5 separate regions of the Mus musculus genome follow, and regions 1, 3, 4 and 5 are each linked to region 2. The links are chromatin loops, found by intact Hi-C in ENCODE. Cell type or tissue: left cerebral cortex. All regions are shown on one strand. Links, peaks and the distances in the headings refer to the core of each region. The heading gives the core; the rest is flanking DNA.

Region 1 (5,955 bases), core at 335-5,334, 120 kb before region 2:
ACCTTAGCACAACTGACGTCATGATGGGCGTACCATTCAGACCATAAAACTCAACGTGTAGACAGTACCACCTGCCAAAAACAAGCGTGCAGACCTACTCCATCAGAGCCCGTAGGTCCGGGGAAGTCTCTAGGTGGACTGACCCTGCTCTTCAGCTTCTGTGGCTATGCTTCTGGCTAACTGTTCTTGCTAACTGAAGTATGTCAACTCAGGATGGCGTTTTGGTGCCTAAAGGCACACCATGAGAAAGGGACTACGCTATGATAAGAACCTCTGAACATGAATCTTCACTTTAGAATCACTGCCCCCAAGAACAGCCAGACCTCTGTCAGATTCAAAGATCTACTGAAAGATTGAAAAAAAAAACTGCAAATGCCATGCGATGTTTAATGATTTTGATGTGGGCAGATTGCTCTTTCTGTCTTTGGGAGGATGAAATGAATGAGTATACAGGGTCCATCACCAGGGGAAGGGGAAACAGAAATGCTCAGAGTTTGAAACTTGCCAACACCAAAAGGCCTGTGCTCTTGAGGCTTTAGAAGCCCTGAGTTACTAGATCCTGAACACCAGCACACATCCCCACCTCACAGACTGGTTATGCAGTGGACGGAAAGCTGGCTTCTTAGTTTTAATTCAGTGTTGCCTGTGCAGACAGTAGAGATGTGATGGATGTTGGCGGTACAATCTAACTGCCAGCCACAGAGAGGCAAGAGGACTCAAGGGCACGCCAGTGGGGCAGCCAGAGAGACATCATGCTGGCCTTGTAGTTGGGGACCAGCAACACCATGGTCGGTAGGAGAGTCTGCCTCTCTGGAAAGTTGTGCCTCCAAAAAAGCACAGTATTTGATGCCAACCATGCACACTGGGCTGGGGGTAGAAAGAAATGGCTAATCAGAAAACCAGGCCCTTATTATGAATGTTCAGTGAGATGAAGTTTGTGCAGCTTTTATTGGCCAAACAAATAGTTTTCTGGTTCTATTGAGTAATATAAGACTGAAAGAAAACACTCTCTGTAGTCAAAAGAATAGGAGTGGCCTAAATCTCCTTGGTATCTGGAGTTACTGTGTTAAAAAAACACTCCTAAGAGCATACAATAAGAGGACATGCAATGCTTTTCCCTAGTCCCCAAACTCAATTTTACTTTTGCTTTCACACAGGTTACTGCAGGCTCCTGGCTTCAGGCTGGGGAGTATGAACAATCCAATACGAATGTGCAGCTTCCTCCATCCCTCCTCTCTGCCCCACTTTGTACCTGATCCCTGATGGCCTCTATGGAGGTTAAATGTTTAATTTCAGTTATACAAAGGTCTGTTGAGTTTCTCAAGCTATGCAGTAACTCCAAATGTACCACATAACAGGGAGAAGCCAGGTAGAAAACACATTTGCACCCCACCCCCCGCAGTAGTGTGTCATCATTTCAGCATCTGAAACTGGTACTCGGGCAATTGAAGCAACAATTATTTCTGTATTTGCCACCCCACCCCCAGTAAACCAAACAAATACTGTTATTACTTTTGGACAACCTAATCTCTTCCTTTGAAGTAAAGGGGAACGGGAAGAAGAACGGGATCAATATTCCACTAATAATCCCCCGGCCCCCAGATTTTGGAAGCTGTGGATAAATAAGTACAGAAAGATATGAATACAGATACGGCTCAGCTGTTGCAGTGTAAGTCAGCAACACAGAGAGGCCGGGGTAAGTGTGGCCTTCAGTGTGCCTGGAATGTTTTGTGACATCATTTTTAGCTGCATGTCTCTACCAATGTCTGGTTTCAAGGACTGGGTCTTAGTCACCTTAGGCTCCTCAGCTCCTACCCAGGAATTCCTATGTACTTGATTCAGGAATCCATGAGAGTGTGGGTATAGACACGTCTAATAACGTAAATAAAGATGAGCCTACATGACCTGCTTACAATTCTGATTGCTTGACTCTAGAACCTCCTACCACAACTACTGATAGAAATATTAGTCTTCTCATGATGTTCAGTGTTCAGATCAACTTGACTTCAAAGCTAGTAAAAGTAGGTCAAGAGAAATGAACCAGACTGCCTATACCTCTGGACTGGACTTAACTTCACACTGCCTATCACCACCTTGCTCTGAGTTATCTGGGTTCATTTGTGTGGATACATTAATCTCCTTCATGGATGGGATGTCAGGGCAGCAGACAGTCTTCCTGTTCTCCACTCCCTCCATTCCAATGTCTTCTAAAAAGCCCAGCATATACTCTGTTCTTAATAATCGTTTATTCAGTAACTTTACTGAGGTGGCAAATGTTCACCCACTGAGAGTCAGACTGCTATTTCAGATAAAGCAAAGGGACTTAGGAACACACTGACTGCTTAGTTACATCACACGCTTGCACGTGCTTCCCGAAGCTGAAGCACAAGTCTCCGGGAAAGGTGCATGGAGAGCCAAGAGAACATGATCCTTGGACAGCAGCCCCATGCGGTGATCAGTGGAAGAGTCGGCCCCATCAGTGTGCGAGGCTTGGGCTGCGTTCTACTGAGATGTTAAAAAGAAAGGGGACTTGCCGCACGGAAGCCAGATGGGCTTGAATGCCATGGAACTTACAGCAGATGGCACTCAAATATTAAGCTAACATTTGCCTATGCTCCAAGACGAGCCGTGTGAAGCTGGTTACATGATGTCTATTTAGAAACAAGCAGCAGATAGGAAAATAAATCTGGTATCGCTAAAGCTGTCTGCTAAAAGCAAACCTAGGCATTATCACCCAATGTACTTTTTGTACAAAGGAAATGTTGATATTCCTAAGGCTGAGTTAAGTCTAACGAAAACACCCAGAACAGGGCAGCAGGAGCCCACTCTCCCCGGAACCTGTTCAAAAAACAGGCTCGGTCTGATGAAGCCGTGAAAATCTGCTTCTGTGAATCCCATGGCAACAGTGGCAGTCCTCAGACAAACACTTTACAAACCAGATTTGTTTTTCTTCTTTCTAAATACCTTTGTGTGATATTTTTGGAAAATGTTGAAATACAACCGGCATTGCGTAAGGTGTAAACACACTGTTCCAAACGCTCCAGTTTTAGATCGGGTGTTTGTTAGTTTCTCACTAACCCACGGTGGTGACTCTGCTGGTAACCCTGCAGCATCCGGCTCTCTGGGGGATGCCCCAGAAAGTCTTGTCAGCTGAAAGTCAGACTCAATAACACTTACAAAGTGCAGTGGCTATCCAGTCAGAGGAGAAGATACTCTCGAGATTTATAAGCAGCGCAATGTCACAGCATATTGGCCATCCACTTTGCCTGGGTTCTTCAAGGCTTCCTCCCAGAGAAGAGGAGTCACGGAATAGTCTCTGATTTTCTCATTAAATCAGAAGTATAAAGACTATGAAATCTTGGTCACCAAAAAGTCAAGAGCAGAGCTAATAAGAGAGTCATACAACCATGTGAACAGTGAAGAATCTCATAATGATTCTCTATGTGTAAAAACTTTCCTGGTAAAAAATGTTTGTCATAGACAAAGGAGCCCTACCTAATAACCAACTAGCACACAGAGCGTTGCCCTGATTTCTGTCATCATTTAAGACACCTTTGCTCACATGCTAATTAAAATAGATCAACTGAAAGGGGGGAATTGGAAGAGTATTAGAGAAATATGACATATTTATTTAAAGTATCAATAGTTCTGAGGTTATGCAAGAAAAATGTTTCTGGTTTTGGATATGCACATTGAAACATTTCCATGATAGCAACTTTATTTTTAAAATACTTCCCCCAAAACCAATACAACCAACATGACAGGATCCTAGTGCTAAATTCTGCCAAGTTATAAATGAAAACTCATCCTGTTATTCTAATCTGTGAGTTGAAATTTTGCTTAGAGATCATTTTTAAATATCTCAATGTATAGATTATGGAGACTCATTCCAAATCATTAGTTAGAGTCAGGTATTTGAAGAGTCAGTCTTTACCTGCTACCAAAATATATATTGTTAATGGGCAGAAGTTCCTTGTCAATGCGTCTCAAATCCTGCCCATGGGCTTTAAAAAGGTGTGACGTGGGTAAAGAAGAAACAGCAAACAGTCAAGTCCTTCCAGTAGCACGCCTCCTTCCCACCGCTGAGACAAGAAGTTCTATGTGAAGCCTATTTCCTATTTGCTACATTGCACCATCCAAAGAGTGCATAGGCAAGCTTGTTTTCCATTTAAGATAACTGAAAGGGGTTTTTATGCAGACATTTTTTTATGAATGGAGTAACATTTTATGTGACAAACTCTCAAACCGTTGCTTATCTAGTCTAAAGGAGTCACCCCATATTTGTTATTGTGAAAACATTAAATCCTGCCTCACTGTTATTCAAATGTCTCGGAAATACCCGTTTACCAGAAGGTAGCAGTCCTGAAAAACAATGCAGACAAACCTTTATGTGGGAAGCTGCCTGATCTGAGGGTGATGTGCGGAGGGCAGCAACCTGGTATATGTCACACTGGATTCAAACAAGTCATTAAAGTCCTGTCTCTAAAGTTTCTACTGCCTTTTAGCTGTCTGGCTACAGCTGATAAAAACAGAGATTAGGGCTCAGGCTAAAGGTTAAGCCCAAGAAGGCAGCTGTGCCAGGTGGGCTTCACCAGATCCTGACAAAGTGGCTAATTCATACCTCTCATTGTTTGAGGGAATATGAATGATGAGGTTATCAAAGGGCAGGCTGCTGACTGGCAGGTGTGGGGCGTGGCTACCAAGGCAGAATTACATAGGCAGAGCATCAAGCCAGCCTCAGGAACACCTGGCCAGAAGGCTCATCCACCAAGGACAGCCCCCTTGCAGTCTCACATTCTCCTGGGTCCTTAAACAACCTGCAACCTGAGCATGTAGCATTTGAGGTAGTACAGAAAACACAGCCCAATTAAAAAATGGGAGTGTAATTGCTGCAATTTGTGATGTTCCAGTTCTATCAGCCTGACTACTTCAAAAGCATCACTCAGTTCATAATCTCATTACAATTGCAGAGAGGACAAAATATCTTTATCTTTATCATAGATAAGGCTTTGGAAGTTTTGGGCCAGTAAGTGATAGATGGGGATTCACACCCAAATCTGTCTTACTCTAGAACATCTATATCATTTGTCAAATCTCTATAATCACCTCAATAACAAACTTGGTTTTTAGTAAGGTTCTTCTGTATTCAGAGTACCAAAAAAAAATTATTCAGAAAGTTTTCCATTGTATGGAGGTTATAAAACTTTAGTAGATTGGCCTGTACACAAATGTTCTCCAGGTTCAGTTCAGCAAACAAACAGTTAAACGTTGGCCCACAGCGATGCCACCTTGGCTTATCAACTCCAATCTATTACTGACCACCTCCACGGAACCTCTAAAAGCATCTTTCCCTGCCAACTCCATTGCCCTTTCCAGAGCTGATCACCCCAGGGGAGTACAGCCAAGAGGCAAAGTCCTTCACCAGTAACAGCAGGTGATCTCCACACAGAGCTCTCTTTTTAATTGCTCCATTATTCTTTAACCTTTCACTAGGTATAATAACATTTAAATGGGCTTTGTGGGAAGAGCATAAACTACAAAGCACACTGGCATTCAGTGAAAGTCCACACCAGCAACTGCACCTCCTGTCTGGAGTCATCATCTGGGATTCATCTGCTCATCAAATGTTCATTGAGAAGCCACTGACTAGGAGGCTTCATGACAGACAACAGGGATACCCCAGTGAACAGAAGGCTGATCTCAAGGGTTTAGAGATAAAAGCAGTTGAGCAGGCCGTTAGGTGGTAAGTGCTGAGGAAGCTCAAACAAGAGATCAATGCACCAGAAGCGCTGGCTTTCTGCGGGCGCTCATGTATCATGACTGGTCAGGTTGATGTGGGTTCTGGCAGGCAAACCATGTTTGAGTTCCATTTCTGTTGCTATGATCAAATAACATAGCCACCACCAATTTGGGGGGCGGGGAGGTTTGTTTGACTTATAGTTCCAGTCCATTGTT
Region 2 (5,955 bases), core at 408-5,407:
AATGAACAACCACCTATTCCCTAACAACAACCTACAAACATGTGTCCTTATACCCACAGATAAGTATAGTCTTCACCCCTCATCAAGGAAACTTCTCTTTGCAACAAACAGAGACCACTACAGAAAACCACAGCCCATCAAATTGTATACTTCTGGAGACCCCAGCCCCAATGGATACATTCCCAAAACACTCCCACACTTAAGTCTCAGGGAACATTGCAGAAGAAGTAGAAAGATTGTAAGAGCCAGAGGATCAGGGAGATTTCTGCAAGACCATGTCTCCTAGTAATATGACAATTTACACCCATAGTTCTCATCAACATGGCTGCCCAAATGTGGGTGGAACAGTGATGAACCAGTGAACATGCCTGAATGGAGAAAAGCCCACGTGGCCTCAACTGTAAGCAAAACTGTAGGCAACTGAGGAAAGCTGGAGACAGGAGAGATCTTATTCTCCAGCGAAGATCACAGCAACTGCTTGTCCAGTCCCAAATGGTCAACCCTGAAATCATGTAGCATACAAGCAAGTGGCATTATATGGAATGAGCAAGATATATATATATATATAAAGAGAGAGAGATGGACAGAGACGGAGAGAGATATTGGGATCTATATTTCAATTATATACACATATTCCATACACATATATAGAGAGAGAGAGAGAAAGAGAGAGGGATTTGAAATATATATGTGCATGTGTGCATATGCATGAAATAACAATTAGTGGAAAGGAGGCCATGACTTTGAAGGAGTAAAGAGAAATATATGAGAAGGTTTGGAGGGAGGAAAGGGAAGGAAGAACTGTCACAATTATAATCTCAAAAATAATAAACATATGTAAACCAAACCATAATAAATGAAATTGAAGATCCTGGAGTACAACTTAACAGCATTATTTCTTTGAAGAAGGGCAGAACAAGACAAAGAGAGTGAAAGCGAAATGGATTTATTTCCCATAGCTTTATATGCAGAGCAAGCTGCACTTATGTTTATGTGTCTTGTGCTGATGTCAGAGAGCTAGCTCATGCCCTCGCTCCTGTGACTCGGGATAATGGCGGTGGCCTCCCAGTCAAGCTCCCAGGAAAGATCTGAGAATGAGAAAAATGAGAACTGACACAAAGGGAGAGTTTGCCTAAACTGAACATGCATGTGAGACAACAGGGCATGTTTTCTAGGAGTCCTTGCCCTGTGACCAGCAGGGGCATGTGGTAACTGTACACCAGGGTGCACTGAGCAGTTTCTTTGTTTACGGATAAAAAATTTAATAGTCCGTGCTACCTAGGATGGACAGTAAAATGGGCAATCAATACCTTGCCTCCAAAACCCCAGTACTAGAAGTTCATATGCAACCTAGAAAAAGAACAGAAACAGGACTATTGGGGGTCGGGGGGTGGGGAGATGGAGGGGCGGGGAACAGCAAAGTGAGTTTCCAGACTGGTGACTTCAAAAACATCCAGAAAGTCCTCTTCATATCCATTTTCAATGTGTTTTTAAAGTGTAGCTATGTGTTAATGTAACCGACCCTTTGTATTCAGAGGTGTATACCATATTTAACTGTTAGATCAGCAGTTTTCAACCTGTGGGTCATGACCCCTTAGAAGGTCGAACAACCCTTTCACAGAGGCCACATATCGTGATGTAAATATCCTGCATATCAGATATTTACATCACGATTCATAACAGTAGCAAAATATCAGTTATGAAATCGCAACAAAAATAATCCTGTGGTTGGGGGTTATCACAACATGAGGAACTGTATTAAAGGGCTGCAGCACTAGGAAGGCTAAGAACCACTGGGCTAGACTGTATCCAGAGGCTGTATCTAAAGAAATACATTGCATTATGTTTCCAGACTATTTTACTCTTTCTACAGACTGCAGAAGCAAGGAGTAGTGCCACTTTTTGCTTCACTATCACTGTGACTTTCTCAAAATATGAAAGAGAGAAGATTAGAACTTATGCCTTTTGAAGGGTAGTGCCAGGAAGCATTAACATACACACACACACACACAAACACACACATACACACACACACAAACACACTCACACCTATCAAACACATACAACAGTAAATACAGTCTACTCAGTTTCCAAAAACAACAACTGGAAGAGCAGTGTAGTTTCCTAGATGGGGTATATATAATATCCTCCATGGAATTTAAATCAGGATAGATGGAAACGGAAGTATTACATTTGGCTTTTTAAAAATGTAATTATCAACTTCATAGTCCCAGGAATGTATATCAAAGAACTTTTCCTTTTCTTTTTGCAATTATTTACAAAATTATGTCAAATTGATCCAGAGAAAGGTGCAGCTGAGGCAGTCCATTCTGACCTGGTTCTCCTGGCCGGTTCCTATTCTGTCTTCCACATGGCTGCCATGCCGCCAACAAGTGAATTCCCAAAGCAGGCGATGAGTTAACCTCTTACCATTTCAATTTGTTCAGAGGTTCTTTTTTTAAAAAATTCTTTCTGTAAACAAAAGGCCATTCTTCTCTCCTTTTGTTTTTGTGTGCTCCTTTTGACTAGTTCCCAGGAATAAAATAACTGACCATGGGGGTGGGGGCGGGAGGGAGGGAGAGAGAGAGAGAGAGAGAGGGAGAGAGAGAGAGAGAGAGAGAGAGAGAGAGAGAGAGAGAGAGAGAGAGAGAGAGAGAGAACAGTTGCTCTTAGCGTCCTTTGTATAGAACTATGAGAAGCTGGCAATGCCTCCTCAGTTAGCAGCTCTGACACTCTCACTCTGTGGCTTCCACATGGTACTCTGAATGTTCCTTGGCCAAAGCTATCGTTGCACATGCCCACTAGCAATTTTAGATGTGAAAGATTATAGTGCAAGAAGAAACTGTTATTTTTTTGTTATTGTTGGGAATTTTCCATCCTACACAAGTGTCAGAAGCAGTGAGGATAGCTGAAAATCCATTCAGTGTAACAGGTCCTTATAGCTTGTTTGAATGGTACACCCCCACACACAAACATGCATACATACATACATATATACGTACATACATATTCTGGGAGTTGACTGAGAATATTTTTTGAAACTATTTCTTGGGGGACTTTAATTACCATCAGTGTATAAAAATAAATAACAGAATTTCTGGCCAGATGGCATGATCAATGGTTCATTTTCAGGAAAAAAAAAAGTTTTAAAACACCCATATCTGTCTGTATGTGAAAATGAAGCCTCCTGTTTATCCCCCTTCCTGCTTAAAGTCTTAAGTTTTGTCTCCATTGAAATTGAGGCCTAAAGTATTCTTTCAAAAGATAAACAATAATAATAATAGTAATAACAAAGTAGCCTTCTTCTGCTTGGAGGACACAGTGAGAAACGCCTGGAGGCCCGGAGGCAGAGCCACTGCAAACAGACTCTGGGATGCCTTAAGCTCAGGCTTCAAAGCCTCAAGAACATCAGGAAAACTGGTTTCTATTTATAAAGCAAAATATAAAACTGCAAAGTCAAGCAAGGTGCTCCACGGTCATCCCCCACGTTTTGTGACCAGTACACTATTTTTTTTTTCTTACACTGAAAAAAAAAAAAAAAAAAAAAAACCCTGCAAAATAGCATATAAGGAGGTTGGTTCTGCTTTTATTGGAATTTTTCAATAAATGTCTATTTACTTGGCTGCCATTTCCAACACCCATATCTTATACACCAGCCTATCTTGTCTATAAAGTACAGACTTTGGACATTTAAAATACAAGCCAGACAACCATATGAGAAATGCCTTCCTGGATAATAATCAACGAAAGCATTTCCATACAAATACGTACCCACCCAAACTTAGAACCTTGTTTGGTTTTATTAATTAATTTAATGCTTGGGAAAGGAAACCCCTAAATTGTTTGACAATACAAGATATCTTCATAATTAAGATGCTAAATGTGGAAGATGCTATTTCGTCTAGTACCAGGACATTGCATCTGTCTAACTGGTAGAGTAGATTTGTAAATGTTTTCACCATTAAAAAGAAATGATCACAGCTTGATTTAATTATTCCATAATATACACTATCAAAACATTATATTGCATAAGCTTTAGGTTATCATTTGCTGTTTGCTCTTGCAGTTGTTTTCATTTCTTTTCATTTGGACTCAAGAAGTTCTAAGAGCGACCAGGAATCTATTATTCGGTTTAAATCCTATAACCCATAACAATATATGACAAATAGGGCTGTCAATCTTTGGCTCTTTTCACATTTAGTTTTTCCCTTCCTCCCTCCCCCTCCATGCCCCAACCTCTTCTTTCCCCTCCCCCTCCTGCCCTGCCCTTCCTTCTTTCACTTGCTTCTCTTTTTATTTCTTGGTCCCCACTTTCTCTTCCCATTATTCAACACATTCTCCAAATCTCCTTTCCTGGCTTAAATCATGTTTGTTCTAGAGCAGAGTTTAGACAACCCGAGGCACTCCATATAACCCTCGAGAGGGGGTGGCTTAAGAAAGGGGTTTCCCTAAATCAGCTGCCAGGAACACATACGCCAGTCCCACCCTCGTCGCCTCCTCCAGGAACACCCACTCCCCAGGCCTCACACTACATTACCCAAACTACACAACTCCCACTCCAGCACAGCAGAGCCTCTCTCTCAGACAACAGCACAACACACCACCCCCTACAGTATTCCTTCTGAAAACAGCGATAACCAGGTAGCCGCCCCTCCCCCGCGGCGCCTGTCTCTAGCTTCCAACAGTCAGGACAAGCCATGGCCCTAGGGTTGATTCCACCAGGCAAGGATTTGGAGCGAAGGGCAAGTCAGGGGGAAAGAGAGGCCCAATCACTGACAATTTTTCAAAACGCAAAGATGAGTTCAGACTGCTGGGTAAACTGAGGCTGGACCACTGGCCACAGTCCCAGCATTCCAATCTGCAGCTGCTAAGACCTTCACATTTTAGGGGGTTCAAGTTTCAATACTCTGATAGATTCAGAAAAGAGCGGCTAGGAAATAAAGAAAGAAGGCTACAACTTCCAACCTTCCCAACAATGCTGTCCCTCCGGAATTCAGCTTGGGACTCATGGGGGTTTGTTTTCTGCGCGGGAGAAAGAGCTGAGCTGGAGGAAAACTGGAAAGGAGTAGGGTGTGGTGATTCCTTGAGGGAAGAGAAAGGGAAAATAAAGTCTCTGCGGTACTCCGGTGCCCTAAACCCAGCGGGAGGGTCCTGAGGCGGTGGGCCCGCCCGCTGATAGGCAGTCGTCTATCTCTGCTGTGGAGCTCGCTGAGCGCAAACACGCCCCAGAAAAACATCACAACCTGTCACTCCCCGCCCTGCTGCCCTGAGACCCCTGACAAGAAGAGAAAACTTGTTCCGGGGCGCAACAGAAGCCAGGCTTGCCAACGAGGACAATGTCTAAGGCTGAAAAAAGAGTAAAAATGAAATTACTGGACCAACAGCCTTCTTCCTCCTAGCCGCTGGCAGCACCCTGCTGTTTTCCACCAGTCCGCTAATATTTACAGTCGCCAGGAGCGAACCCCTACCTCCAGGTAGACAGGCCAGGAAGACGCAGAGAAAAGCTGTGGACTAGGGGACCCACAAGAAACACGGTCCCGGCCTCCATTTGCGGGGTCGCGGTGCGGGCCGGCTTACCTGTGGATGCAGTTTCCATGGCGACGGGAGGCGACCGGGCGGGGCCGGAGCACAGTTCCCGCGACGACGTTACCCCAGCTCCAGCGCCCGACCCCCAGGCGGGCTCCCCATCCTGCTGCGCTGGCCTGGCCCCCATCACCGCCGTCGCTTCGTCTTCCCCATCCCCCCGGCCCCCGAACCACTGGGACCCGGGGCTACCCAGAGACAGCGGCTCATCTTGCAGATCCGGCGGTGCGGCCATGGCTGGCTGTGCCCCAGGCTGGGCTACTGTGGCTTGGCAAGGCCGGGGTGCGCTGGCTAGGGACGCGGACGCTCCCTGCTGCTGTCCCTACCGGGACTCCGGACTCCAGAAGGCTGCAGAGTCTCCGCGCCACCGTC
Region 3 (5,955 bases), core at 613-5,612, 100 kb before region 2:
AGGGCAAGAGCGAGCAGAGGTTATTCACCCTGGGGCCCCTCAATCTTTTGAAAAGACTTCTACTACCTCTTCTCCAGTATCTAAACTTAACAACAGACAGTCTAAGCCTTATGGGGTGAGATCTGAACGATATCAAATTGGTCATAAAAGGAGTGTGCTCCAGCCCTTGCTCGCTCCAGCCCTTGCTCGAGTCCAGAGCTCCTGCTTTTTAGGTCTTCAGCAGATGTCTGCTAACCCCAGCTGTGGAGCTTGTCTCTCCGATTTGGGAAGGAAACGGGCCTGCCTGTCATATGTTACATGGCAGCAGGACTGTAGCTCAACCATTTCAGGCTCAGGAGGCTAAAGCTGTTCATGTCGGCGCAGCTCCTGCATGCCATGGGGCTCTTCCCCATCCCAGTCAGAGTGGTCGAAAAATAATCTAAATTAGTTTCAAAGGTTGCCAAGCAAATATGCATTCTTACTCTTAAATTTGACTTCAAATACCCTCCCATCCCATGCAAATAATGCACTTTAAATCCTGGAGCTAGTTATTTGGATAATCAAGAGGCAACAGGCTGAGGATATTGGGTTGCTCCACAAAACTGGGGGAAAAAAGTTATCTTGGCCTCCACAAGCATGTAATGAGGATATCTTGTAATATACTGCTCTAGATCCTCCCATTTTAGTGATCATTTTAATGTGCCGTGTGTTGGCTTTCCAATAAGAAAGAGTTTGTTCTCTATTTTTATACGAGGCACTAAAGGTTAGCAAAAGCTATACCCAAGAGGGTATACCTTTGAAATCAATTATCTCAAGAGGGCAAAATACTTGTCAAGAAACAGAAAGTGAGCCGGGCGTGGTGGCGCACGCCTTTAATCCCAGCACTCGGGAGGCAGAGGCAGGCGGATTTCTGAGTTCGAGGCCAGCTTGGTCTACAAAGTGAGTGCCAGGACAGCCAGGGCTACACACAGAGAAACCCTGTCTCGAAAAACCAAAAAAAAAAAAAAAAAAAAGAAGAAGAAGAAGAAGAAAGAAAGAAACAGAAAGTGGAGAAGATGGAGAGCAGGGGCCCTGGAGCGAAGGCGCGCTCTGAGAGTAAGTAGCGCCTGCCTCATCTGGCCATCTGGTTCTTTTCCCTCTGAAATCCATGAAGAATCTGCAACCAGGTGTGTTGGGCAACTTGAGATACTGGGGAAAAAAATCTCCTTTATACCCACGGATTCTAGATGACAAAATACTGAGTTCTTTCATTTGAAGACTTTCTTTGAGGGAGAAGCTAATGACTAAAGTAAAATAATTCTAAATTATAAGCAACTTTAAAAACTACTGAATCATATTAGGTGCCACTGGGGGACAGAAGAAACGGTGCGAGCAGTTTTGGTGGCTGTCTTTTCCGATTATCTAGAACTCAAAAACCAAAACTCTCTTTCCTTGGGTATGAGAAAGGATGCGGCTGGTCTACACACGGCCCATTTAGGCAAAACTGAGCTAAAAGCGGGTTTAGGCATGAAGGGACTTAGCCATCCCCCGTCTTTAAGTAGGAAGACACTGGCAACAAGTCTGGACAGTTCCAAGCAAAGCTTCACTTGTCCACAGAGGTAGCCAGCCCTGGAGTGGAAGGAAGGATGGGGTCACCGACTACAGTCCTGGGGAGCACACAGAACCCTTTGTGATTAAGGCATGGAAAGAGAAAAGATGCTTAACTCACAGGAAAACAGACCGCAGTGGCAATGGGCCACTGGCCCCAGACACAATCATGGTGACTGTTCAGCTTCCTGGGGCATACCTCAGGGCACCCAGGAAGGACTCTGGCAGGACGACCCTACTTGAACCAGAAAAGCTGTCCCCTTTACCTTTTTGCTTGTTGAAGAAAGGCAGAGGGGGCATGAGGCCAGAACCAAGTGGTCCAGGAATTTCGGTGGCCGTGGGACTTTGACTGGAACTCACAGCTTCCTCTTCAGGCTTCTGCTGCTGTGATCTGGGCGGCTCCGGGACCGAGGCTCCATCTCCAGACGATGGCTCTGGGCGGGATTGGAGGGCGGCAGCGGGGGCAAAGCTGAGCATCGGGTCGGGCTCCACAGGGCCTTGGTGGCTGGGCGCTCGTTCTTCGGTGGCCCGAGAGCCTGTCTCCTCGCGGATGGCGTCCAGGGCACCCGGTTTCATCGGGGGCGAGTCCTGCTCGCGCTTGGGGCTCTCCTCCGAGGCTGAGGAGGCATCACAGGACTCGATGATGAGCTCGCTGTCCAGCTCGGCCTCACGCTCCTCCCGCAGGATGCTGTACTGGATGGATGGAGAGGCAGGAGAGGGGGGCGGGCCCGACACATGACCGAAGCTCACATAGCCAGAGGGCAGGGCATCCTCAGAGGCCATGGGGTCCTCTGACACCAGCTCAATTTCTGAGTCTCCGGACTCGGCACTGCTGGCCTCCTGGTCGAGGGGACTGGGGATGGTGGGCAGCCCAGACCTGGTCTTGGTTTTGGGTTTGTCGGCCACCTGGCCCACTGGCCTTGGACTCTCGGTGGTTTCATATGATAACCCCTTTGCTTCTTTAATGGCAGCAATCAACTCATCCTCGGAGACGCTGCCTTTCCCCTGGGACTCTGCAGCAGATGGTTCTGTCCTCCCACAGAGCGAAAGAGAGCCAGAGAGGCACACACACGGACAGACAGATGGACACAGAGAAAAGAAATAAAACAAAATTCCATTAGGGGAGATGTTTTGTCGTTGCTTGAGAAACACACATCTCATTAGTACAGAAATAGTCTGTTTCCAGGGCTTTGCTGGAAAGACAAGCCACCTAAACTAAGGCTAATTACTGTTGTGGCCCAATTAATTTACATACCTATCCATCTTAATCTAGCTGTTTTTAAAAATGACCCTGTCATTTCTTAGCAACAGAATCTTGGCTGTCCTGTCTGTTTTGGTGCACCAAAGATTCTAGAAGTCATTTTAATTTCTGATTCATTCCCTCGAGGGAGTTTCTCAGCTACACAGATTTCATCAGATAATCAAATGGACACATATCCCTAATTGAGTCCACCAACATCAAGAAATCTGAAAGTTATCCTTACCCCATGCCCAGGGCAGCCCATTCTGTCTCTGTCAATAAGAGGAGATGGACTTTGGCTAGACTTCTGAGCTTTACATTTCTCATGAGAATGTTTTTATTTTTAAAGCCTAAAATTCAAAGGTTTTGCCATTTCTGCTTCCCTCCCCACCCCCACCCCCACCCCCAAGAGGATTATCAGCCGTGCCACCTCATGGGACTGCAGCTATAGCAGCCCACTGCTGTACTTTGTTGACCCCATCTTGAGAAGACATCAACTCAGAGTCACCCCGTCCCCAGGGCAAGTGTCTGCCTTCTGCCTGATGTTCCTCCAGATGGCCTGGAGGCCACACTGGCAACCCTGCTGAGCTTGGCTGTTGAAATCACCATGGCAACAGTGTTCAGGAGTTTGGTACTGTTTTGCTATAGAGCAGGCAGGGCCTTTCTTCCCGGTACCTTAGACGTCCATCTCTGGACCTTACGTGGCAAGAACTGAGCATCCAAAGTTTCCTACAGAATATTAGGATCACTATGGGGTTCTAGGGAGGCAAGATCATCTTATTATATTGTTCATGGCTGCATCATCTGTGGCTCTAGGGTTCTGAGAGGACCAGATAACGTATTTTAGAGTTTTAAAATTCTCTACAAAGCAGGACCAACTTTACCCTACACATCATAAGCAGGGTCAAAAGTTCGAATGGCAAGGGGTCACATCACACAGCAGTATGTATAGCAAGTGCCTGGGGTGTCCTAGCGAGTGCCAGGAGGGAGAAGCAGAGTAGGCTAGGGGAATCAGCTGCTCTGGACAGGGTGGGAAGAGGCTTCTGCTTTAAACAGATCAGATGAGACTTCTGTAAGAGGCGGACCTAGATTTAACCCTTTGTTTCCAAAGGAAAAGTGTGCCAAGCAGTGCAAAAGCCTGGAGACCGGAGTCACAATGATCTATCAATACCCAAAAGAGGCCATGATGTCTGGAAGGACTTATAAACACGGAGTATGGTAGAAGAAGTGGAGGCAGTGTGGGTGTGTCAGAGCTCAAGAGAAGTTTATCTGTAGAGAGAGTGATCACTGGAGTAGAGAAATGTTTGAAGTGTCTTAAAACAACTGTTTCTCCTGAACACAAGTAACATTATGTGGACTGAGGAGTTTATACTTATAGATATGTATGCAGCATTAGGAATTAAGTGGGGAAGGTCATGACCTTGAAGTGGAGCAGGACAGGGCACTGGGGAGACTTTGGAGGGATGAAAGGGACAGGAGAAATATAACTATTACAATCTTAAAAATATAACTTAAAACGCAAAACAGCTGCTTCATTCTCTCAAACTTTTTGACGATTGTTACTGTACCACCTCAAACTGCTTTCGTCACTCTCTTCAGTAAGCCATGTGCTTAAGTCCTTGCTCTGATTCCAGACAAAGTGGTAGTGTAAAGGTTACACGAAGTTACTTTCACGTGGTGGGCTAAGGATGAGAAGGAGGGAGGGGAGGGCCAAGGGTGCCAATGGGGGGCATGATCTATGGCACCATTCTGAAGAATGGATTCTTCAGAGGACAGTGCTGGCACCAGCGCAGCTCCGCATGCGAGCATCCGCTGGGTGACAGGCACTTTACGTATCGCACTTACAACCTGTTGCAATGGCTTGAGCAACCATGTAATATCGGTCCACTAGTGCTTCTCCCGCCCCACCCCCTGGCAACTTTCTTCCAGTCCTACCATTTTCTATGTATTCTGTATATTGTCCAGGATCCTTTCCACCCTGGTTCAGTCAATAGGAAAGGCTGAAGGAGGGAGATGCTGCGGTATTGTTCATAACTCCCTGTGTCTTTTAAAGTTCTACCTCTTCACAGGTTTCTGAATCACCTCCTCCTACTCTGCTTGGTCTAGGGAGAGTAATGTCTCCCTACACGAAGGTCTTGCTGTTGTCTACTGGTTCCCTTACACAACACGGTCTCAGTCTCTTCAGTTGCAGCCTCTGAGTGGATTGCTGGTGTCCTGGCAGAAATGACTTGCCGTGAATCTAAATGTGTGACTTTCTGTTTCAAATGCCTTCGCTGTTTCATGTGCCCCATGCTTTCCCTGTTTTAAGGAAGCCCAGGTCTAAGATGGGACCGGTTATCATTTGTAAATGAAGAGAGGAAAAGTGATTGGGTAATCATATGCAAAAGGATGAAGCCAGAACCCTCCTTCATGCTACATGAAAACCTTACTTTAGATGAAACGGTGACCTAAATAAGAGGTGGGAACAACCCCAGTACCCCTTAACTAATAAGTGGATAAATTAAGTGTGATATGGCCTTATAGTGGAATATTCTTTGGCCATAAAAAGGAAGGAGACAGTGAAATATAGAGGCATGAGAAAGCATACCTCAAGTTACTGTGCTAAGTGAAATACGTCATGGTGAGCTGCATTATTATAATATTACATTTATATAAAAGTTTAGAATAAGCAAATGCATAAAGAATGTGGATTGATGGTTTCAGAGAATGGGAGAACAGGAAGGTAATGCTGCTGTTGGGCATCAATCGCTGCATGATGATGCAGGGCAGCTTCTCACTGGAACCCAGAGTTTGCTGACTCAGGTAGTATAGCTAGAGTATTCTGATAATTCCTGTCCCTGTCCCTCAAGCACTGTGACTACAGTGTTACAGGGCTGACATGCCCTCTCAGCCAGCATTTATGTGGATGGGAGGGCTCAGAACTTTGGTCCTCACTGAGCCATCTCCCCAGCCCTCTTTCACCACAGTTCACATCTGAGCTGTAAAGCTCAAGGTTGCCTCCAGAAATCCTAAGTCAGTAGGAGAAGGTCTAGGTGGAGCTCCGACACCTGCCTTCTGTAACTTGGCGTGCGACTCTAACAACTAGGATTGTTCTTCCAGATTGGCTGGTAGATTTAGCAAGTAAAAATACAGACCATTGCCCTCAGTTG
Region 4 (5,955 bases), core at 628-5,627, 170 kb before region 2:
CTAAGTTTTTAATATTTATCATAATATTATTTATAATTTTAGGAATAGCTCATGCTGTAAAGAGATCTAAAGTTCATAATTCTTTTAGCCCCATGTTAGTTTCTCATGTCAAATCATTTTAAATTGCTCTTGAGCTGGGCGTGGCAGCACACACCTTTGATCCCAGCACTAAGGACAGGTCAATTTACGTGAGTTGGAGGCCATCTTGGTCTGAAAAGCAAGTTCCAGGACAGCCAGGGCTACACAGAGAAACCCTATCTCAGGGGTGGGGCGGAAGGAAAATATTTTTGAGACCTCCATATTTCAATTTATAAAAAGCCCCCTTTCCCCTGCATGCCTAGACTTTAGCTTCATTTTTATGATGTACATACCTGCAAGTATTTGCAGAGGCAGATAGACAAATATATTAGACAATATATAGCCAGTATCCACATTGATTAACTCTGGGTGGTAGAAACTGGGGTGATTTGTGGCTTTTATTGAAATCTTTTGACAAAAATAAAAAAATGCATAGTGTACCCGAATCTCTGTCAGAGAAGCAGAAAAAAAAAAACATTTCCATCTTAAACTCTGCCCTTCCAAAGGTCCTCTCGACAGCAATGAAGATGCTATAAAAAGAGAACACCCTGTTTTCAGTGGATCCCACTGCCTGAACAATACACATTTAAGATATTCTGTGTACCTAGAGTCTTCTGTCACTTGGGAAAGTCCCAGTGCCCCAACCGAGCAGGTTCCCATGGGATCTCATTAGAATCTGCACCAGGGAGGAGTTTGTTGTATAATGCTATGCTGTAATATTTGGCATATTCTAATGATGAGTCTAAATAAAAAGCTGTCTTTAATAAAAGGTGAGACTGTCTCCTATTTATATGTGTGCACAGGTGAGCATGCATGTGTGTACTGGTGTGGGGGCTGGAGAACAGTCTCTGGCCTCGTGCCCTAGGAGCCATCCATCTCATTTTTTGAGACAAGGTTTTTCACTGGGAACTGAGGTTCACTGAGTAGGTTAGTCTGGCTGGCCAGGAATCTCTGGGGACCCACTGTCTTTACCTCCCCAATGCTAGGGTTACAAGCTGACACGGAGCTTCTTAACATAGATTCTGGAGATCTTTCTTGCTAATTTCATGCTTCTGCAACAAGTATCTTATCGACTGGGCCATCTCTCCAGCCTTCAGATGCTGAAATTGACTACTTCTTTCAGTCTCTGTGGCTAAAATATGTGTATTTACCAGTATCATGGGATGCTTGGGTCTTTAGTAAATGTTTCAGCTAGTAACATTTAGATTAGACAATCCTAAAGCATTTCCATAGAGCACTGTAGGCCACCACAGAGTATACGCCATTTTGAAAGATAGCTAGATAACATCATTGAAAGGTTGCGTGCTGGCGGAGACAACACACACAAAGGAGTTGAGCTTTAGCACCTAAGCACATAACAGATCGCCAAGACACCACAGCACTACAGATGCTGCCCATTACAGTTTTTTGAACATGGTAGAAAGGGGAGGTGGGCAGGGGTCTTCAGAGTATAGACAGATTCCCACGGGTGGGGGTTGCTCATGAATCTTCATCTCTGTGGCACGGGACCATTTGGATTTAAGTTGTGTGGTTAAATATTAATATAAGGCAAATTACCGGTCCTCTCAGTCTTAAGCCTGGAATTCCCTGCCCAATACAGTGAGAGGAATGTCACGAAGGCTTAGGAACCAGCAGCACAGTCACTGACAAGTGGCTAATATTGAGAAGACTTTAGGACGGCCAGTCTGTGATGGTGGGGATGGGGACAATGATATAAGTGGGGTGTGGGCCTTGCATGGCTGCTGGATGTCGTTCTGTCTGTGAAGAAGGGCCTATGTGAACATATCTCAGAGAGGTGGGTGGGATCTCACCTCCTGTCACTCAGCATTCATGAGGGAGGTGAGGGGATGCCGGTCCGAGAGCCCCCTTTAACTAATGAATTTACCGCTTCTCACAGATCCTGGGCATGTTTGATTTACCTTCTTAGAGTCTCCCACCATCCAGGAGTTGAATGGAAATTTGAGAGGATACTTGGCAAAATGGAAACTTGTGAATATGAGGGCTATTCACCATCATTCAGACAACTTGTCTTTCGATAAATCACAGAGGAAAGCACGGCCTACCTCAGAGGCAGATGGCGGAACAGTAGGAAGCAGGGCTCCGGCTGTCACCAGCTGTGCACCTGACAGAAGCCTCATCTATCACCCCCGAGATGAAATGTGAAAACAAGCCCTCACACCCAGGGTTTGAGACGATCGGACCAAATTAGTAAAAGGGCCTCATAAATATTAAGACCGTTGTAAACTATAAGATTATCTCCGTTAGGACAGGGGACCTAAATCCTGTAAATTTTAGAGTTGTTTGTTTGTTTGTCTGTTTGTTTGTTTTGAGATAGGGTCTCGTGGGCTAGCCTTGTCCTCTCTGTGTGAGCCTGGCTTCCTTGAACCCCTGTTCTATAACCTAATGCTGGGATGACAGGTGTGTATGGCAATGTCTGACTTAGCCTCTTTCTGTTACCGTTGGTTTTGTGTTGTTGTTGTTTGTGATGCCGTGCTGCTCTACAGTCCAAGGTGAGCTTTGGACTATCTTCATGCTTCTATCTCTTGACTGCGGGTATTATAGGTGTGAGCTGCCACGCATTGCTGTCTTTCACTGCAATCATATATGTCGTGCGCACACACAGACAGACAGACACATACACCCTAAACCCATGCACTCTAGTTTTATAATACATTTCAGTGAAGTAATTCAGTGATGTAATTTATAGATGAAAACTGCAATGATAGAGAGGCAGCCTCAAATCCATGTGTTTCCTACCCAGGCAAAGCTTCTGTACACTTCCAGAGGGCATCTTCAGCAGTGTCTACTGACTTCTACCCATACTGGCCTCCTAGGTCACACCTATGCCATCCGTACACCGAGTTTTGCTGGCCTAAAAGTTGGGCACACTAAGAATTCATAGACACCAGTGGCTTCAACCCCAGATACGTATTAAACTCATCCAAGATCACAAGCTCTAGGGGTGGGGCCCAGCATCCTTTGTGTTTCTTAAAGCATTCTAAGTGACTCTCAGGTATAGCTGGGGATTAGAACAATTTGCTTTAAACATAGGGAACTGGAGTGAAGGTGATGTGTTTAGAATCTACTGTAGTTTTAGTCTATGATGGAAGTTCCCACAGGGGAGGACAACAAAGGAGTAATTCATTCTCGCCACCACGGCTATCTGGTGTCACTGAACTCTCTAGTTAGCTAGTGGCCAATTTTCAAGTAAATGGCATTGTTCTATTTGAGGAAAGGAAATCAATGAATCTAATGACAATCAAAGGTCACTGGGAATAAGACCCTTTGGTAACTCTGAATCAATCTCCACAGGTAGCTACATGGTTGGAAAGGAACACAATTGCCTTCAGAGGGTAAGTGATTGCGTTTTATGCTAATTCCTGATTATTAAAAAAATTCATTTCAAAATTTAAAGTAAGCCAATGCCAAACCCTTAGCACTGTGATGCTACAAATAAAACACACAAGCTGCTATCTTTCCAAGTCTGTGTCTGTTCAAAATAGAAGACACTCAGAAACAAACCCCGATCACCAGTCTTCATAGCCATCTGAACGTGGCATTCTTATGAAGGCACAGTTGTAGAGTGTGTGCATCCAACTGATGGGTCTAGGCACACGCACCCAGAAGGAGGAGATACAAAGCACTTTACAGCCACCCGCGTCTGTGCAGCCTGTGCCATTCCATGTAGCTGTCATCGTTTCCCGAAATTACACTCCGTGGCTGCGTATTTCTTATTTATTGGCATTTAAATTGATGGCCTACCTATTTACTTTTGACAGTCATGTTTCTAATAGGCCCACATGATTTAAAGTAGACTACTGTATTTTATGCCATTGACATCCAGTTCAACAAACAAGGGCCAAAGCCAAGCGTGCTTTTAATTCTGAGATTTCTGTTTTTATCTTTTCTTAAGAAAATAAAATAAAATAAAAGTCCTTCACAATCATTAAAGATGAAAAGAACATTTTTTTTTTCTGGCTAGAAGATGATGACGATGAAGAAGAGAGAAACTAAGAAAAAAAGAAAAAGATAAAAAGAGTCACCACGTAGTGCTCTTGGTCCCCAAGGATGCTGCAAACCCCTGCAGGTTCCATCAATGTGCCTTCTTCAGAACCGTATTTGTTAAATATCAAGACATTGGATCTGCCCAACCCCGGACTTTACCTCATACAATTCATTCTTGCAAATTCTCCCTTCCTCCTCCTCCTCATGCAAGGTGAGCAAGGTGAGGGATAAAACCTTAATGTAACAAAGGAGAGCCGGATGTGTGGGATATGAGGCTGAATAAAAATGGCTGAAAAGCAAGCGAGGCTGGAGGGCGGCCACACCCAGTGCTAATATGGACCGTTTCTAAACAGATCTGTTAGACCCGAGGGCAGCCGCCACGGCTTTGTTTCTCCCCTCCATTTATTTCACTGAAAGCCATTGTTAATAAATAAATGATCTAGATTATTCCAATGACAGTCACAATAACAAGACTATTTCAAAGCGAACCACCCTAATAAGTGGCTACGCCATCATAGTCTCAGGATTTAGAGAGCTGGTCTGCATTTCCAGTTTCCTTTGTGTAATCACAAATAACAAGCCTGAAATGGGTGTGTCCCTCTCTCCTAAGGATGCCCTCTCAGTTAATGGCTCTGATCTCAACCTTTGGGCAGAAATAAATGCACTGGGATGCAGAAAAAAAAATAAGGAAGCACTTTAGCTCCTCAGCTGAGAGATTAAACAAGTCCTGAATGATCAGGCCAGAAAAACTCCCGGAGGAGGCAAATGATGCATTATTTACAATACCACAATACACAAGAAAACAAAGGGGTGAATTGGGAGGGGATAAAGGCAGGGCGGAGGGAGGGGAGGGGGCAAATATCATTCGTGTCGATTTTGCAAGAACAGGTTTACTCCCCCCCGCAGAAAGCTCCTGGGTTTAAGTAAAGCATGCATGGTCCCACAGGTGAAATGATGCACAATGGCCGTGTCCAGATCGCGGTTCCGCGTGCGCCGCAGGCATGCACTACCGAAATAAAGAGAATACCCTGACTTTTCCAGTTGCTCCACACACAGTCCATCTTGGTGGAATCGGCAGTGGCCTGCATGGTGCGGGCTTGGCGGGCTCGCCGTGGCTCTCCTCCAGGCGCTGAGCTTGCACTCCGCGTCGCTGCCCGGCTGCGGCGGCGGTGGGCTCTGGTGGCCTCGCGGCTGCAGACTGAAGCGGCCCCGGGCGCGCGCGCAAGGGGCGGGCGGGCACGAGCGCCGCAGAGCGCGACAGCGAATCAGCGCGGTCCCGGAGCCGCCGGCGCGCGCGCGTGGATGCTGCTGCGGCTGCTCTATGCGACCGCGGCGGGCGCGGGCTGGGCAGCCTTGGGAGAGCTGTCCCTGGGATGGTAGAGCAGGCGACGAGGCGCGCGCACAGGCTAGGTATGGGGATGGGGGCGGAAGAACGGGAGAAGAGAGGAAGGAAAGGAACGCCCGCGTGGAGATGGCAGCTAAGGAGACCAGGGCTATTCCTAACCAGCATGGTGCATATTCTAGAAATTTCTTAGAAACATGAAACCTGTTGTCCAGGACGTGTGACGGTACAGATGCCAAGCTTACTGCATAATGCCCACTAGTCCTCACTGTTAGCTCGCCTCTGCTGTCCCCAATTCTAAAAATGTTGGTCACAGATTGCTGCCTGAGTCTCCAAAGGAGTGGCAAATCCTTTTTCTAGTTTGGAATATTCCACAGTTATCTAAAACCTTGTGAAGAAGATTGTGGCTACCATCCTGCCATTGTCCAAACTACAGTCACTGGGTGGAATCTTACTGTAATCCCAAAGGACTACAATTCTCTACTGTTTGTAGGATGAATGAATAAATATTAGAAGATGGGACTTGTAAG
Region 5 (5,955 bases), core at 332-5,331, 51 kb before region 2:
CCATGAAGTCTAAAATAAAATGCTAAACACTAAACCAGAAGAACATGAATACCATTGGACTGAGCACAGGGTCCCCAATGAAGGAGCTAGAGAAAGTACCCAAGGAGCTGAAGGGGTTTGCAGCCCCATAGAAGGAACAACAATATAAACTAACGAGTACCCCCAGAGCTCTCTGGGACTAAACCACCAACCAAAGAAAATACATGGTGAGACCCATGGCTCTAGCTGCATATGTAACAGAAGATGGCCTAGTCGGTCATCAATGGGAGGGGAGGCCTTTGGTGCTGTGAAGATTCTATGCCCCAGTGTAGGAGAATGCCAGGGCCAGGAAGAAGGAGTGGGTGTGTTGGTAAGCATGGGGAGTGATGAGGGGAAAGGGGGTTTTCGGAGGGGAAACCAGGAAAGGGGATAACATTTGAAATGTAAATAAAGAAATATCTAATAAAAAATGTGGAATATGTTCCTCTCATAAAGATTGAGTATTATTGTATTATTTATGATAAAACAATGCAATATAACATACCTCTGGAAGAAGGGGTGTTATATCTATTTGCCCAGCACAAGAGGCCAAGAATCATGACCCGTTAGAATGTCTACAATGCTGATTTTAAAAGAACAACCTCAGCACAAAACCCACAAAGCAGCTCCAGTCATTACGGAGCCAAAGCCAGGATCACCAGCTAAGGCTCACAGGAATGAGTCTTTCTCAATGGCTACAGTCACTGGGGGACACCCTTTCTTATGCTAAGTAGGCAAACTGGGGGTTTGTCTCCTCAAATTTTATATGAATTTCATATTGCCATTGTAACAAACTGCAAAAATATAGTGGCTTAAATGACAAAAGCTTAATTATGGAGCTCAGAAGCCCTAAAATCAAGCTGTGGGCAGGAATGGGGTCTTCCTAGCGGTGCTGGCCCAGACTTGGTTTTCTCTTTGCTGCGTTCTGAAGCTGGTTGCCCACTCCTGCCTGCTGGCCATGCACTGCCTGCATAGCTAACACTGGTCTTTCTAACTAGGGCCTCTGCTTCCATCCTCACATCTCTTGCTGTCACTCACTGGTTCTCCTCCCTTCCTCTCTCAAGAGTCCCTGTGATTATGTTGGGCCCTCCCGGGATATTTCCACTCTTTAGTGTCTTGAATAGGAACTACAAAGTCTTTGTTTGACACATCAAGCAGGTTTCACAGATTAGGGTTTAGATTTCTTCGGGGGCAGGGGGTGGGGGAATGACACTTTCCTATCTACTGCAGTGATGGAGTTAATAAATTCACGGACAAAACCTTTTAAACACTGAGGACTTGAAAAGTCAGATAAGTATTGAACCATCAATGGTGAAGCATTCTGACACCCTCAATGGTAGATATCTGCTGAGATCATTTACAGTTCTCAGATTTGTTAAGCAATTGGATATCTGATTGCCTAAAAAAATGTATAAATTTCTCTCTACTGTAATCAAGTGAATTATGCCTTGACTGTATTTACAAATGGCCCTAATCATGTGAGTTTTCTTAATAGAAGAAAAAAATCTTTCCATGGTTTTAGATGGAAAAAAAAAAGAATATGAAACTTTTTCAAAATGAATTTTAAAATGAAGCTAAGAATGATGTAGTTATCCTGAATTGAAACATGTTTTCTGAAATCAGCCATACTCGGCAAAGTTCACTCATACATAATAACCCCTCGGGGAAGAATTCTTAAGGCATAGAAAGCATCAGGAAAACATGGTTCATGTTTAAGAGTCAAAGACAGATCTAGGTCATCTGCAAAATCATAAATGTTCTCAAAACCAAGAGATAGTTCGGATTATAAAGCAACCAAGGAAAATGAATTTCAAAGCCAAAGCCCTCAAAGAGAGAGTGGGATGTATGAGCCTGTTCATCTGTGACAGAGCATGGGAGGAAGAGACAGCCACCACAGAAAAAGGATAAGTCATCTGGAGGGCTAACAAGTTTGAATACAAGCTGACACATCCTTTCAGAGCTGGAGCCCAGGCACATAGAGAGTTCTCACTCTTCTCCATGAAGGGACAGAAGAGTAGAAGAAGCCTTTTGGTGGCCCAGTGATGAGCTCCTGAGTGGTGGGTTGGGAGGGCCTATGTGAAATACAGCCCCATTTCTTCTCTCCTGGGGTGTGTGTGTGTGTGTGTGTGGGGTCCCTTAAAGTGCCGAGGGACATGACAAGACACCTTCCCCACTGTCAGGATTCAAGGGGGAAAACTATCTTGTCTGTGAGAAATACAGAAATTAGGTTCTTGTACTCACAGAGGGAGAGAAAGGTCTTTCAGGACCAGCATTCTGCATCCAAACAGATCTGCTCTCTAGGGCACTGCTGAGGGCTTCTAGGAGAGTGTCCTTAGCTTTGCCGAGCCTGCCAAACTCTACAAGGCAGAATTTGGTAGCCAAACATAGAGGGGCAGGGACATTAAGAAAGAGTTTCCTTTAGATTCCAGCTTAGAGATCTTGACTAAAGCTAAAGTTGGAACGGAAGAACCTTCCATCCACCCCCAACAAGTTGGTACCAAGTAAAAAGCAAAAGGAATTCTGCCAGTAGGGGAGAGTTGAGGGAATGTGGGACAGGCATGCAGAACCTGCTGGAACCTTGTGTCAGTAGATGACCATGGGACACAGGGGACAACAGCAACCCACAGAAGCCTGGGAGTCAGGGATGGTAACTATGGAAACAGAACCCAAGCTTAGTCCAAGCACCAGGACTGACTCAGCCCTTCACATGGAAGAAACACTCATTTCTGGGCAGTACTCCCTAGTTGCTTCTTTATCTGTATTTCTTCTTTATATGATGCTTGGCATTTATTCAAAACTTAAAGAAAAGGGAAAAAAACACACCATTTTAAGTAGTTGAAAATAAAACATGAGTAAGGCACCGAATAGAACAGACTCGGTAGCAACACAAATGTCAGAATAAGAGAACTTTGCCGCAATTCATGTAACAGAAGATTGAGTAGGAAAGACTGAACAGGGGAAATTTGGGCGGAGAGTTGGGAAATGTTAACAGTACTTAAAATGTAAGTGATAGAAATCAAAGATGCTTAAAAGGTTGACAAGGTGGCTCAGCAGCTAGGAGCAGGCATTGCTCTTGCAGAGAACCTGAATTCCTAGTACCCCATAGTTGGCAGCTTACAACCTCCTGTAACTCCAGGTCCAGAGGATGAGACAGACCCTCTCTGGGAATCCTCAAACCAAACAAATCCGTAATGGTATATACATAGTTAAAAACAAATATTCTTTTAAAGTGTTCTTACAAACCTTCATCAAGTTCACCAGCTAACTAGACACAACTGAGGAAGGAAACAGACATGAACTGGAAGATGGGGAAGCAGAAATTACCCAGGATGACACACAGTTACTAACAGTGGTGGAACAACCAGAAAGGACATCCAGGATCCGTGAGACAATGTTAAAAAACAAAACAAAACAAAAAGTTGACATATGAGTGAGCAGAATCTCAGAAGGAGAATAAAGAACATCATTAAAGAGGAAAGACATTTGGAAAAATAATAGCTGGAAAACTTTCAAAGTCAATAAAGACAAGCAAACAAAAGACCCCCCTCAGCCATCTCAGCCATGCCACAGTCACGCGGCTGAGAACTGGATGGAAGTATGGCCACCGTCTTGAGAAGAGGTGATGAGCTGCTGGATTATAAGAGCAAAGCTGAGAAGCATGGTGACTGCCCACCACAGTAGACACAGGACAGGCACCTTTCAGTACAAAATGAAGGAAAAGCGTACAAACTTCTAAACCCAGGACAAATGGAGGCAAAACACCCTGACCCCCACCACCCTGACACTTCCCGTGGCAACCCACACCCGTAAGAACTCAGTTGTAGCAGATAAGTAATCAAAGTTACCCAGAGTTCTCTAGGAGAGAGCTAAGTATGAAAATTTGCAATACAGATTCAGATGTACACAAGAAAGATCCCTAGAGAGGGCCAAAATGAGGGCAAACATAAAAATCTTGAGAGTCATTTTAAAGCAGCTGTCTGCAACTTGTAAGTCTCCACCCCTTTGGGGGTCAAACAACCCTTTAATAGGGCCACCTAAGGCCACTGGAAAACAAAGACATTTACATTACAATTCATAACAATAGCGAAATTACAGTTATGAGGTAGCAACAAAAATAATGTTATGGTTGAAGGTCACCACAATAGGAGGAACTGTTTTAAAGGTCGCAGCATCAGGAAAGCTGAGAACCACTGTTTTAAAGGGTAATGATCTAAAACAGGAGCAAGGACTGGTCTCCTACCTTCAAAGAGCACAGCAGACATAGCAGGACAGGGGGAGTGTATATTCATGGGTAGAGCACTTCGTGTGTGCACACTGAGGGAGGGGTGTGTTGCCACAGCAGCTTGCACATCGGTGTGGAGGCCAGAGGCTAATGTCAGATGTTTTCTCAAGTCATGGCCTGTCTTCCTTTTTGAGACAGGGTCTCTCCCTGAACCTTGAGCTTAACAGGTCACCAAGGTTAGCTGGTCAGTGAGCTAGCTCCTGGGACTCTTCTGTGACATGCTGAGGCGCTGGAGAGCCAAGCCTGAGTCCTTATACTTGGATGGCAAACACTTTTCCAACTGTCCCACCTCCCTGGAAATATAATCTCAAACAATTTACGGCATGTCGTATCTGACGAGATCCAATATTATAGGGTAGACTGTGTGATATTAGAGAAAGTTCCAGGGTTTTCAGTCTCATGTTGTTCTAGGAGAAAACAGTAATTCGTGGGGGAATGTAGGAACAAAAGTATCCCCAAACCAAATGCATTTGTGGTCAGACAGGACTTATCAAACTCTCCAGACCTATGAACACACACTCCTTCTTGAGCAGCACTATATGGGAGCATCCAACAGCTTCTGTGTTCTCAGGCTCCCATGTTCCCAGAACTGTGGGCTGAGGACTGATGTCTGGACACACTGTGGACAGCTTGAATTTGTTGAAGCAACTGTTATGGTTACTGCATAAAGTGAACTTATTTTCCTCTTGAATTCCAGTTACTTATTCGTCAAAATGAAGCTTCTAAAAACTGTGAATGAATAACATTTTTATAAACAGAACTACAGCCTTTCCAGCGGTAGGGCCTAGGACGATGCTGTTTGGAGGGTGGGGACACAGCCGGCCCAGCAGCATGGCTGAGAACCTAGGCGGACGTGGTCATCCCGATTTTACTTCTGTGGTGCCCCATTCTGCTTCAGCACAGTGGAATGCGACTTTGGTTCTGTTTAGAGGTGATTTGGTTTTCTCTGAATCTGTTTTCTCAGTCTTAGCTGTGAGTATATCTTGGTTGGTATCTGTTTCAGTAATTGATGGAAAACTTTCAGCCAAGTTTGGCTATTAGCACACTCCATCCACACTTGCTGCCTGTATTAAATTTGATACTAACTAGCACTGAGTTGTTAGTGGTACATTTAATACTCATAGATGTCATTTTTAAAGACTTTTTTGGTTGCCAGTTCGAACATCCAAGTGGCTACAGTAAAAGAGAAGTCGTCTGTGTCAGCCAAGAACTCTACTACTGGGGAAAGCTTCCTGGCCTTGACTTCCTGGTACGTGCTTAAAACCAAAGCAGAATCAGACTCAATAGAACAGGCAGAAGATCTGATTATATTATCGAGTCATTGTTTCTCTCCAACCAAAATTATGTGATAATCTTGCTAAGCCAGAGCCAGGTAGCACTTTTGGCCTGTCTAAAAGGTAACCAATAGCTAGTTATCAAAGAACTCATTCACACGTGAAGGAGAAATGCTAGGTAATTTTCAGGTGACATTTAGCTCTCCTCAGCTTCCACTGCTCGACAAAGAGCGGCCATGCAACAATCTCCCGTGTCCTCAGTCTAAGCAACGAACAAAACATGTCATTTACTCTCAGAGAAATGCACTGGCCCAGCAGGAAATAGCTAGCTATCTAAATGAAATCATGAAGACAGGATGTCTCCTTCTCTCGGTGACTAAA

Evidence for each region. Peaks named below come from ENCODE experiments on the same cell type or tissue, not always from the same donor. Only the 100,000 strongest peaks of a DNase experiment are listed, where the experiment ranks them.
Region 1: it touches region 2 in a loop (2.9-fold over the local background); 9 of 42 quality-filtered maps call a loop at or near these places.
Region 3: it touches region 2 in a loop (2.0-fold over the local background); 2 of 42 quality-filtered maps call a loop at or near these places.
Region 4: it touches region 2 in a loop (2.4-fold over the local background); 7 of 42 quality-filtered maps call a loop at or near these places.
Region 5: a loop joins it to region 2, with 2.5 times the contacts of the local background. A loop is called at or near these places in 2 of 42 quality-filtered maps.

What each region holds. Positions count from the first base shown.
Region 1 is chr12:72,283,060-72,289,014 of GRCm38, forward strand. All of the region lies in intron 3 of Rtn1 (reticulon 1), which reads right to left. It overlaps Gm52013 (a long non-coding RNA gene), which reads left to right. Exons shown (of 3, transcript XR_003950281.1): 3 at 1-366. Among named protein-coding and RNA genes, the nearest start is that of Gm52013, 26 kb to the left of the region's middle. In left cerebral cortex, for the core only: a CTCF peak has its summit at 2,492; DNase peaks (open chromatin) are centred at 1,678, 2,548 and 4,059; H3K4me3 peaks cover 922 bases; H3K27ac peaks cover 1,561 bases.
Region 2 is chr12:72,402,734-72,408,688 of GRCm38, forward strand. Rtn1 (reticulon 1) reads right to left here. Exons shown (of 9, transcript NM_153457.7): 1 at 5,578-5,955. The coding sequence starts at 5,818. Among named protein-coding and RNA genes, the nearest start is that of Rtn1, 3.3 kb to the right of the region's middle. In left cerebral cortex, for the core only: no CTCF peak of the experiment used is centred there; DNase peaks (open chromatin) are centred at 2,798, 4,568 and 5,203; H3K4me3 peaks cover 1,753 bases; H3K27ac peaks cover 920 bases.
Region 3 is chr12:72,301,825-72,307,779 of GRCm38, forward strand. It overlaps Rtn1 (reticulon 1), which reads right to left. Exons shown (of 9, transcript NM_153457.7): 3 at 1,833-2,594. Among named protein-coding and RNA genes, the nearest start is that of Gm52013, 45 kb to the left of the region's middle. In left cerebral cortex, for the core only: no CTCF peak of the experiment used is centred there; DNase peaks (open chromatin) are centred at 2,709 and 3,400.
Region 4 is chr12:72,231,419-72,237,373 of GRCm38, forward strand. The region is part of intron 3 of Rtn1 (reticulon 1); the gene reads right to left. Among named protein-coding and RNA genes, the nearest start is that of Gm52013, 26 kb to the right of the region's middle. In left cerebral cortex, for the core only: no CTCF peak of the experiment used is centred there; DNase peaks (open chromatin) are centred at 2,889, 3,735, 4,378 and 5,471; H3K4me3 peaks cover 4,785 bases; H3K27ac peaks cover 4,122 bases.
Region 5 is chr12:72,351,801-72,357,755 of GRCm38, forward strand. All of the region lies in intron 1 of Rtn1 (reticulon 1), which reads right to left. Among named protein-coding and RNA genes, the nearest start is that of Rtn1, 54 kb to the right of the region's middle. In left cerebral cortex, for the core only: a CTCF peak has its summit at 2,532; DNase peaks (open chromatin) are centred at 1,912 and 2,627; H3K27ac peaks cover 324 bases.